2 separate regions of the Homo sapiens genome follow, and region 2 is linked to region 1. A link is an interaction called in ENCODE POLR2A ChIA-PET data of the cell type or tissue named here. Cell type or tissue: OCI-LY7. All regions are shown on one strand.

Region 1 (5,000 bases):
TCTACTCCTTGATACCCTCCGACTGCTCTGCTCCAGGCTTGGCACATGAGTCACTCACTAAGTCTTTGGAGACAAATTTACTGGAAAAACTATGAGCCAGGCCCTCAGGGCAGTATCCTCAGCTCCCCTCTCCTCAACCCAGTGTGCAGCCCGTGGAAAAGAAGTTAGCTTTATCCTGCCAAGGAATGAAGAAATCCAACAGAAATACACTTTCTTTAACTCTACTTCTCCCAGGATGTCAGCCTTTTTCCTGGTCAAATGTACATCACTACAACAGTACACACTTCTTTTTGGGATTGGCAGGGAAATCTCAGAAATTTCTAGCTGAGGCCAGATTTATTGCTATCAAGGAAACCTGCCACCCAGAAGAGCTGGGGACCAGTCCCTTCCCGGCTTCAAGTGTCCCAGGTTTTGAACTTGGTGTTCAAGATGATCTGGGCTGAGAAGTGAGTTAGATCAGCTGTTTTTCAGCCAACTCCTTAGTCCCCACTGTCCTGGAGGGGAACAGGGTCTCTCTCTGGAAGGGGCTTCATGAGACAGGGGTTCAATCCCTCAGGTGTGAGTTTATCAGACATTTACTGAGCACTTGCCATATGTTAGGCTCCACGCCAGCAGCTGGAGGTACAGACACAATCCCCTTGGGGATCATTGAACACATCAGAACCCTTTTTTCTCAAACATGAACTTGCATATACACACCTATACACATGCTCAAAGAGACACTGAGGATTAGAGGAGGGTATAGCAAGAAGAGCTGGAACTAAACAAGCTAAGGAAAAACAGCCTTCTCCCAAATGGTCTTGCCTTTCCTCGCATAGAAGCATCTGGAAATGTCTGAAGCCCCATTTCCCTGCTCTCAAAGCCCACCTGTTATCAGGTGGAGTAGACAGAGCTCTGGGCTAGTGTGGCCAGGTGCAGTAGCTCATGTCTATTTATCCCAGCACTTTGGGAAGCCAAGCCAGGAAGATTATTTGATGCCAGGGGAATCACTTAAGACCAGCCTAGGCAACATAGTGAGACCCTTTCTCTACAAAACATTTAAAAATTAGCTAGACATGGTGGTGCACGCCTATGGTTCTAGCTACTTGGGAGGCTGAGACAGGAGAATCACTTGAGCCTAGGAGTTGGGGGATACGATTGCACCACTGCACTCCAGGGTGAGTGACAGAGTGAGACCCTGTCTCTTAAAAAACAAAAAACAAAAACAAACAAACAAAAAAACAGAAAGAGCTCTAGGCTAGATGTCAGGAGATCTGGATTCAGCTCCCAGCTCTGCTACCACAGGTGATCTTTTCCAACATGCATTTATATGCCCTTATGGATTCAGAGGTGGCATAACTCGGGTAAATAGTCTGGCTTAGCAGGGATTAGAATTTAGGGCTGACGGGCCGGGCATGGTGGCTCACGCCTATAATCCCAGCACTTTGGGAGGCCGAGGTGGATGGATTACCTGAGGTCGGGAGTTCGAGACCAGCCTGACTGGAGATGGAGAAACCCCATCTTCTACTAAAAATACAAAATTAGCTGGGCGTGGTGGCACATGCCTATAATCCCAGCAACTCGGGTGGCTGCGGCAGGAGAATCGCTTGAACCTGGGAGGCGGCGGTTGCGGTGAGCTGAGATCATGCCATTGCACTCCAGCCTGGGCAACAAGAGCAAAACTCCATCTCAAAAAAAAAAAAAAAAAAAAAGAGAATTTGGGGCTGACACCCACCTCTTAGCGCAATCCTGCCCAGGTCCCTGGGCTGTAATGAAAACAACTCCCACCTGCTGAGCATTTACTATGTGCCAGACATGTTGTGTCAAACAGTGTCTCATTCAGGCTTTAACAACCTCAAGATAGACCTATTACCATCAGCCGTGTTTTACACTTAAGAAAACTAAGTTTACTTCTCCGAGTATGGGCCCACAGCAACAGAAGCACAGTCTGAAGCCACCCTGGCATGAAAGCCAGTGCTAACATCCCATACCTCTACTGCCTTTAGGCACACTCAGTCCCTCCCCACAGACAGGATTCACTCCCCTTCCCCCATCAATAACACACTGACCCCGGCTGCCCCCTGAACAGGAAGGCCAAGCCTGAGGCAGCCTAGCGAGGTACATTCCAGCTCTCTCAGTTGCAAACACTCCCACTGCCACCACCACCTGTGGCAGAAGCGATTGCATCACCCGCAGGAAGCGGTCCAGCGGCCCAGCATCAGCTCTAAGGCACATTTTCGGTTCCTACTTCTATCCTTGACTACATTCAACAGGCTGCCCTGTCTTCCAGCCCCTGCCCTGGCCCTGTAGCTTTAGGCTAATGTGATGACTGGACATGGGACTGCAGTCTGCTACTTAGATGAGATTTGTACAGGTCCATTTTCTCATCACTGCCGGGTGGGTGAGGGGGGTCCGGCTAAAGGGGGCTTCTCAGCTAAGGACCATTCGGAGATCCTGTGGGCTCAGAGAAAAGTCCTCTCGGATGCAGGAGACAAGCAAGGGAGGGGAGTCCCAGGCAGGTACCATAACCTTATCGCTACCTTTCAATGACGTGGGCCAGCGAGAAGAAGGCCCTCAAGAGCCTGCCAACACAGCCAGGATGTCTCTGATGTGGGGGTCTCAGCCCATCCGACTGGCAGACATGCTACACTGGGCTTTGCTTTCCTCCCTCTATTATTATTTTTTTTCTTGAAACAGGGTCTCACTTTGTTACCCAGGCTGGAGTGCAGTGGTGGCACAGTCTTGGCTCACTGCAACCTCGGCCTCCTGGGTTCAAGTGATCCTCCCGCCTCAGCCTCCCCAGTAGCTGGGATTACAAGTGTGAGCCACCATGCCTGGCTAATTTTTGCATTTTTAGCAGAGACGGAGTTTCGCCATATTACCCAGGCTGGTCTCGAACTCCTGACCTCAGGTGATCCGCCCCTTCTGCCTCCCAAAGTGCTGGGATTACAGGCGTGAGCCACCACGCCTAGCCACTTTCCTCCCTCTATTGCCATGGAATCTTCTGGAACTGAGGAGAGATCCTTGTCCCTGTAGTTTCTCTTCTGCCTGTCCTGGATGTTCTTTCCCTCTCTGCCAACTTCTGTCTCCCTCCTCCTCACGTAGCACTCTTTCTTTATCTCTTCATCTCTCTTCCTACGGTGGTTTCTTCCTGCATTCACCACCTCTCTCTGGCCCCACCCTGGGTCACAGCAATAGCAGTCAGCCTTTTAGGCTCATAAAATACTCGACATTTTAGTGGAAGTCATCTTGTGTGGAGAGGCTGCTTCTTTTAATGTTATCGTCCCCATTTGAAAAGGGTTCACTTGAGTCTGAGCGACATTTTAAATGCCTCTACAGGTGGGGTTATCACTGTCTCTTCACACAGAGATCAACCCTAAGCCAGAGACCAATATGGGTTTCTCCCAGCTCTCAGATAGCTCTTCAAATGCTGAACCTGACCGACTCCTTGGTAGGGGTTAAGGCACCTGGATCAGTGATTTGAATAAATATCAAGTTGTTCTTTTAGGACCAGCCCAGCCTTAAATGACCAACACTGGTTTACTCTGTTTAAAGAAATGTCAAGCTGCAGTGTGAACCTGGATAATGATAGGACCATTTCAGAATCACTCCAAAGGTTTTCAGGTCACAAAGCTGCACCAGATGTAATAAACCCTAAAGAAACAAATGGGGACCCCAAGGACTCTGAATTCTTCCCCAGAATTAGGCTAGGTTATGAGATCTATTCCAGGTTTCATGGAATCTTTAGTATCAACTGAGGCTATGCAAACTTGTGATAAAAAATAAAAATAAAAAATATAAAACTGACTGGGCGCGGTGGCTCACACCTGTAACTCCAGCACTTTGGGAGGCCAAGGCAAGTGGATCACTTGAGGCCAGGAGTTCGAGACCAGCCTGGCCAACATGGTGAAACCCCCTCTCTACCAAAAATACAAAAATTAGCCAGGCGTGGTGGCACGTGCCTGTAATCCCAGCTACTCAAGAGGCTGAGGTAGGAGAATCGCTTGAACCCCGGAGTCGGAGGTTGCAGTGAGCCAAGATCTCACCACAGCACTCCAGCCTGGGCAACAGAGCGAGACTCCGTCTCTAAATAAATAAATAAAAACTATCAAGATCAATCTTGAAAGTTAGGAAAATACAAAAAAGGAGGAAATTTTTAAAAATTCCCAGATGCTTCAGAGTAATTTTTTTTTGCCAATCTTGACCCCTCTCACAGTGAAGGTGTAAAATATACAAAAGTGACCCCTGTATAAGCTTCTGGCATAGATTCTTATTGACCTGAGGGAGAAAATACTTCTCCAGTTTATATCACCACTGAGACAAGATCATAGACTATGACCCTTACTATGGTTTGGAGAAGTTCTCAGAGGTGAGGAGAAAAGAACCTTGATGTTGCTTTGAGTATGGAACGTAGTTCCTCAGCAAAGCATTTTTGGAGTTTACTAGTTTCCTTGTCTGCAGGAAGTTTTTGCTTAAATATTTATTGCTCAAATATTCCCTGTCGGCAGAGAGCTTCTGTATTCCATTTCTTTGGTACTTACAACAAAGTTTGTGTCATTTTCTTTGAAATGCGATTTTTAAAAAATAATTTAGTCTTATATTTTGGGGACCTGGTTTCATTTGATCACGTTCTCCCCTTGGCAATGGGGTCCTTTCCTCTTTCTACATATTCCCCACAGGTTTAACTGAAATAATTATTACTTCCTCTCTGAAAAAAACTATTTCCTTTACATTAAGTATTTCTAGGGCACATACCATGTGCTATCCTCATCAAACCACATTAGGAATTTTAGGAAGGCCATGAGGTATAAGACATGTCTCCTACCTGCCTTCCCACTGGCCTGCCCCACCCCTCCTCCACTTTCATCATGCCCAGGGGCCACTGAAGGAGCCAAGATTCCTCGGGGATTTAATTGGGTGGCCACAGATAACACAGCGAAATAATACTATGACCACAGTGAGATAACACTGTGACTCAGTTAAGAAGCCAGTGTTGGCCAGGCTCAGTGGCTCATGCCCGT
Region 2 (5,000 bases), 69 kb after region 1:
TTCCCAGTCCTCAGGCCAGAAAGATGGGGTTTCTCTGAGTTTTACATTCACATACCACCACTGCAACAGTTCAAAACCACAAGAGAAAATAGAAGAATAAAAAAACAGGAAACAATCCTGCGTGGGTTGTTTCTTCAAGTTTTGACCCCTCTCCACAGTCTGCTTGCTTTTGTTGACTTTTCAGAGCCCTCAGTTAGTTGCTTTTTTTGTATATGGTCTATAGTTTTTAATTCCTATCAGTGAGAGAAAGAGAAAAGGTACAGTGGGCATACTCCATCTTGGCCAACACCTGCAATTTATTCTGGGTTTTTTGGGGTTTTTTTTACCCTTATGATAATACTTTTTAAGGCTAGTTAAATGAAGCAGTGGTAGGAATGGAGAATCTCTTCTGATAATACTTAAAACTGTGGCAGCAGCATAGGAAGTTTACTTTTCAAACTTCTGCCAGCTTTGCTAAAGTACAATGTCATGTCATATGCAACTTCATTTCATATAGGTCAGGAGAAACCGTATATGTGTGTGCGTGCACGTGCGCGCATGCATGTGTATAGAAAAAGAGACACAGTGATAAAATAGATGTGGCACAGTGTTAACAATTGGTGGGTCAAGTTTTCTAATAAAAAGTTAGTGGGAAAACTCTAATCTTAATAAACTCTGTGATCTTAGTCTTAATAACCCTAACCTGATCCTCAGATCAACTTAATGGTGATTTTCAGAATAATTTAAATTGGTCAAACTTGGGCATTTAAAGGGAGAGTTAAATAATTCTAGCCAAAACTTTTCATGATCTTAAGGTGACTCTCTTTACTTCTGAGAGAATAAACATGTTCTTTGGGATATTTCTGCATTCTTCCCCCAGCCTGCTCTTCTAATTTGTTTACTTTAACAAATTGGAAATTTTGAGTCTGGTAAAATAGTGGTCACCTCACTAAAAGTTGTGCATTCTGCTACTTTAGACAATTCCAAGCTCGAGTGTCTCGGCAAACTCTGTTGGCACTTGAGAAAGAAGAAGAGGAGGAAGTTTTTGAGTCTTCTGTACCACAACGAAGCACACTAGCTGAACTAAAGAGCAAAGGGAAAAAGACAGCAAGAGCTCCAATCATCCGTGTAGGAGGTGCTCTCAAGGGTAAGTTTGTTAAACGTTATTTCGGAAAACTGTTAGTTTCTAGTGGTAAAATCATGTAAGAAGATAATACATAAATATACCTGTGGACACTTCTAGTTTGCTGAATACTGAGTAGCAAAAAGAAGGAAGTCAAAGGAGAGCTAATATTACAGTGTGCAGTAAAATCAAAATGCATCAGTAATTTTGTGTCTTAATTAAGAAAGACCTAACATTTAGGAAGCATCAAGATTTTCTGAGTTTGAATTGTTAGTTGAAAGAAGATATGTAGTAACATAGCAGGTGTTGTTAAAGTGAAGCTTACATATACCAAAGCCTCAGAGAATGATACTAATATGGTTAAGAACCCTGCCTTCAGAGCCCTTTGGGACCAGAAATTAGACTCTCTATATACCCAAAGATCAGCAATAATTTTTTTTAATTAACATGGACTTTTTTTTTTTTTGAGAGATAGGTTCTCGCTCTGTTGCCTGAAACGTGGTAGTGCAATCATAGCTCACCGCAGCTTCAAACTCCTAGGCTCAAGCAGTTCTTTTGCCTCAGCCTCCCAAGTAGCTAGGATTATAGGTGTGAGCCACTGCATCTGGACAACACTGACTATTTTTTAGAGTAGTTTTAGGTTCATAGCAAAATTGAGCAGAAGGTACAGAGAATAATAAGCTTTTATTTACTAAATTTATAGCAGTTAGACATGTAAACCAGGCTGTTTTTTTAATCTCTTATTTCTTTCCTGGTATCAATTTATCAATAATCAGAATGTTACTTGGTGGTTCTAGAATTAGGATATAGGGAGTGTATGGTCCCAAAGGCTATTTCATCCAGATCATGATGAAGCTTGGTTAATAACCAGCCCCACAACAGAGAAAACCCCTAATAAATGGGTTAATTTTGTATTCTCTAGTTCCAGTATATCTCTGCTGATTTCCATTGAGAGAAAATTTAAAACTGAAGAATAAAACTTAGGTTAGTTTCTGATAAAACTAGATAATGTTATAATGATGACTGAAGGAAGATGCAGAATGTCTTTTTTGGAAATTTGTGAATAAAAGATGTGGGGTGACTGGAGGAGGGAAAAGAAGGCAGAATATAAGTAACAAAGAATGGATAAAACGATTCTATTTTTGATTTATTAATTTTTTTAAAGATTATTTTTAAAATTTCTTTTTTTTTTTCTGTTGTAGTGGAAATACTGTCCTTGAGTTGAGGAAGAATAGGTATACTTTATCTGGCATCTAAGTTAATAATGAAACATTTTACATGAGGTTTTAATATTTTTGCTCCTAGCTCCAAGCCAGAACAGAGGACTCCAAAATCCATTTCCTCAACAGATGCAAAATAATAGTAGAATTACTGTTTTTGATGAAAATGCTGATGAGGCTTCTACAGCAGAGTTGTCTAAGCCTACAGTCCAGCCATGGATAGCACCCCCCATGCCCAGGGCCAAAGAGAATGAGCTGCAAGCAGGCCCTTGGAACACAGGCAGGTCCTTGGAACACAGGGTAAGGACTCTTAGATCCAGTGCTTTGCTGACACAACAAAGACTTCACATTTAGGGTAGAGAAGTATTTTTACCATCTCTTTTAATTCCTCTTGAATATTTAGCCATGGTCTATATATGCTGTCTGAGAACATAAAACTATGGTAATTTTAGTTTTCTTCTTCATCTCCAGCCTCGTGGCAATACAGCTTCACTGATAGCTGTACCCGCTGTGCTTCCCAGTTTCACTCCATATGTGGAAGAGACTGCACGACAGCCAGTTATGTGAGTGTGGTTTTTGGATATTTTGAAGTGGGAATTATTAAGGGTGGGCAGAGGCACCTATTCTACTTCCCAAAGGCAGTTTCTTCTTTATGAAGATGAAAGTAACCAGGCCAGGCGCAGTAGCTCACACCTGTAATCCCAGCACAGGCTGAGGCAGGAGGATCCCTTGAGCCTAGGTGTTCAAGACCAGCCTGGGCAGCCTAGTGAGACCCTGTCTCTATTTATTAAAAAAAAAAGTAACCAGACAAAATTTTGTATATCCTTTATGTTTGTATTCCTTTGAGTATGTTAGGGTTAAAAGACCATTTGTTAATATTTTATTAAGGAATAAACATTAATTAGGTTTATATTTTCATTACTGAACATTGCTTTAGGAAAATCAATGGTGGCTATTCTGGAAGATGGATTGAACATACATAAATAAGCTATTGGAATAGTTCAGGCAAGGATATTAAGGGGCGGTATTTGGGCAGGGTAGTGGTAATGAAAGGAGAAGGGAGCTTGGATGGGAGAGGCTTCAGCAGTAGAGTTAGAAGATTTGTCTGATGGGATAATGGGGATGTAGGGAAAAGATAATGTGATTTAAATGAGACGTTCTCATTTTGTCATTGATAGTAATGAGAAATTATGATAGTTTTCCCTCTTATCCTGCTTTTTCCTTCTGGACATATTTTTCCTCTTTCTTCCTAATCCTTAGCATTTCTGTTTTTAAGAAAAAGTATAGTAGCTGGTGGTTAAATAAACAAGCCAGCCTGAGATTTAGTCTAATGCTTAACATTGCCTAGTTCTTTTTTTTTTTTTTTTTTTTTTTTTGAGATGGAGTCTCGCTGTGTCGCCCAGGCTGGAGTGTGGAGTGCAGTGGTGCGATCTGGGCTCACTGGAAGCTCTGCCTCCCAGGTTCACGCCATTCTCCTGCCTTAGCCTCCCAAGTAGCTGGAACTACAGGCATCTGCCACCACGCCCAGCTAATTTTTTTTTTTTTTTAGTGGACACGGGGTTTCACCGTGTTAGCCAGGATGGTCTCGATCTCCTGACCTAGTGATCCGCCCGCCTTGGCCTCCCAAAGTGCTGGAATTACAGGCGTGAGCCACTGCGCCCAGCCCTAGTCCTAATACTAGGTTGAATTCTGTCCCAGTGCAAGAGTTACCTCATAACTAATTTATAACTCCCACTACATGCTAGGAATGCAAAAATAATAATTAAGATTTTGAGCAAAAATTCTGCCTAAGTGCTCAGGACAAGGGGAAGGCTATTTTTTTTCTTTTTTTTTTTTTCTTTTTAAACAGAGTCTTGCTCTGTTGCCCAGCAGGCTGAAGTGCAGTGGCACCATCTCAGCTCACCGCAACCTCGACCTCCTGGTTCAACGGGCATGGCAGCCCACGTTTGCCATCCCAGCACTTTGGGAGGCCAAGGTAGGAGAATCACTCCAGGCCAGGAGTTCGAGACCAGCCTGGGCAACATAGCAAAAACCTGACCCTACAAAACAAATTTTTTTTTTTTTGAGACGGAGTCTTGCTCTGTTGCCCAGGCTGGAGTGCAGTGGCATGATCTCAGCTCACTGCAAGCTCTACCTCCCAGGTTCACGCCATTCTCCTGCCTCAGCCTCCTGAGTATCTGGGACTACAGGCGCCTGCCACCACGCCTGGCTAATTTTTTCTATTTTTTAGTAGAGACGGGATTTCACCGTGTTAGCCAGGATGGTCTCGATCTCCTGACCTCATGATCCGCCCACCTCAGCCTCCCAAAGTGCTGGGATTACAGATGTGAGCCACCGCACCCGGTCAACAATTTTTTTTTAATTAGCTGGGTATGGTGGTGGGTGCCTGTAGTCCTAACTACTCGAGTGGCTGAAGCAGGAGGATCACTTGAGCCCAAGAATTTGAAGCTACAGTAAGCTATGATCATGCCACAGCACTCCAGCCTGGGCAACAGGGCAAGAACCTATCTCTAAAAAATAAATCAATTATAATAATAAAGAAAAATCAGCTTGGCATCGTGGCTCATGCCTGTAATTTCAGCACTTTGGGAGGCTGAGGTGAAAGGATCGCTTGAGCCCAGGAGTTCAAGACCAGCCTGGGCAACACAGGGAGACCCTGTCTCCACAAAAAATTTAAA

Evidence for each region. Peaks named below come from ENCODE experiments on the same cell type or tissue, not always from the same donor. Only the 100,000 strongest peaks of a DNase experiment are listed, where the experiment ranks them.
Region 2: POLR2A ChIA-PET joins it to region 1 with 6 read pairs; 9 of 35 experiments call an interaction of 5 or more read pairs at or near these places.

Annotation. Positions count from the first base shown.
Region 1 is chr15:40,113,792-40,118,791 of GRCh38, forward strand. No RefSeq gene overlaps it. Among named protein-coding and RNA genes, the nearest start is that of BMF, 7.4 kb to the left of the region's middle. RefSeq lists enhancers at 2,136-2,195, 2,521-3,024. In OCI-LY7, no CTCF peak of the experiment used is centred here; DNase peaks (open chromatin) are centred at 640 and 2,170; H3K4me3 peaks cover 2,180 bases; H3K27ac peaks cover 3,484 bases.
Region 2 is chr15:40,182,758-40,187,757 of GRCh38, forward strand. BUB1B (BUB1 mitotic checkpoint serine/threonine kinase B) reads left to right here. Exons shown (of 23, transcript NM_001211.6): 6 at 957-1,126; 7 at 2,408-2,622; 8 at 2,794-2,885. The region is part of intron 1 of LOC107984763 (a long non-coding RNA gene); the gene reads right to left. Among named protein-coding and RNA genes, the nearest start is that of BUB1B, 24 kb to the left of the region's middle. In OCI-LY7, no CTCF peak of the experiment used is centred here; no DNase peak of the experiment used is centred here.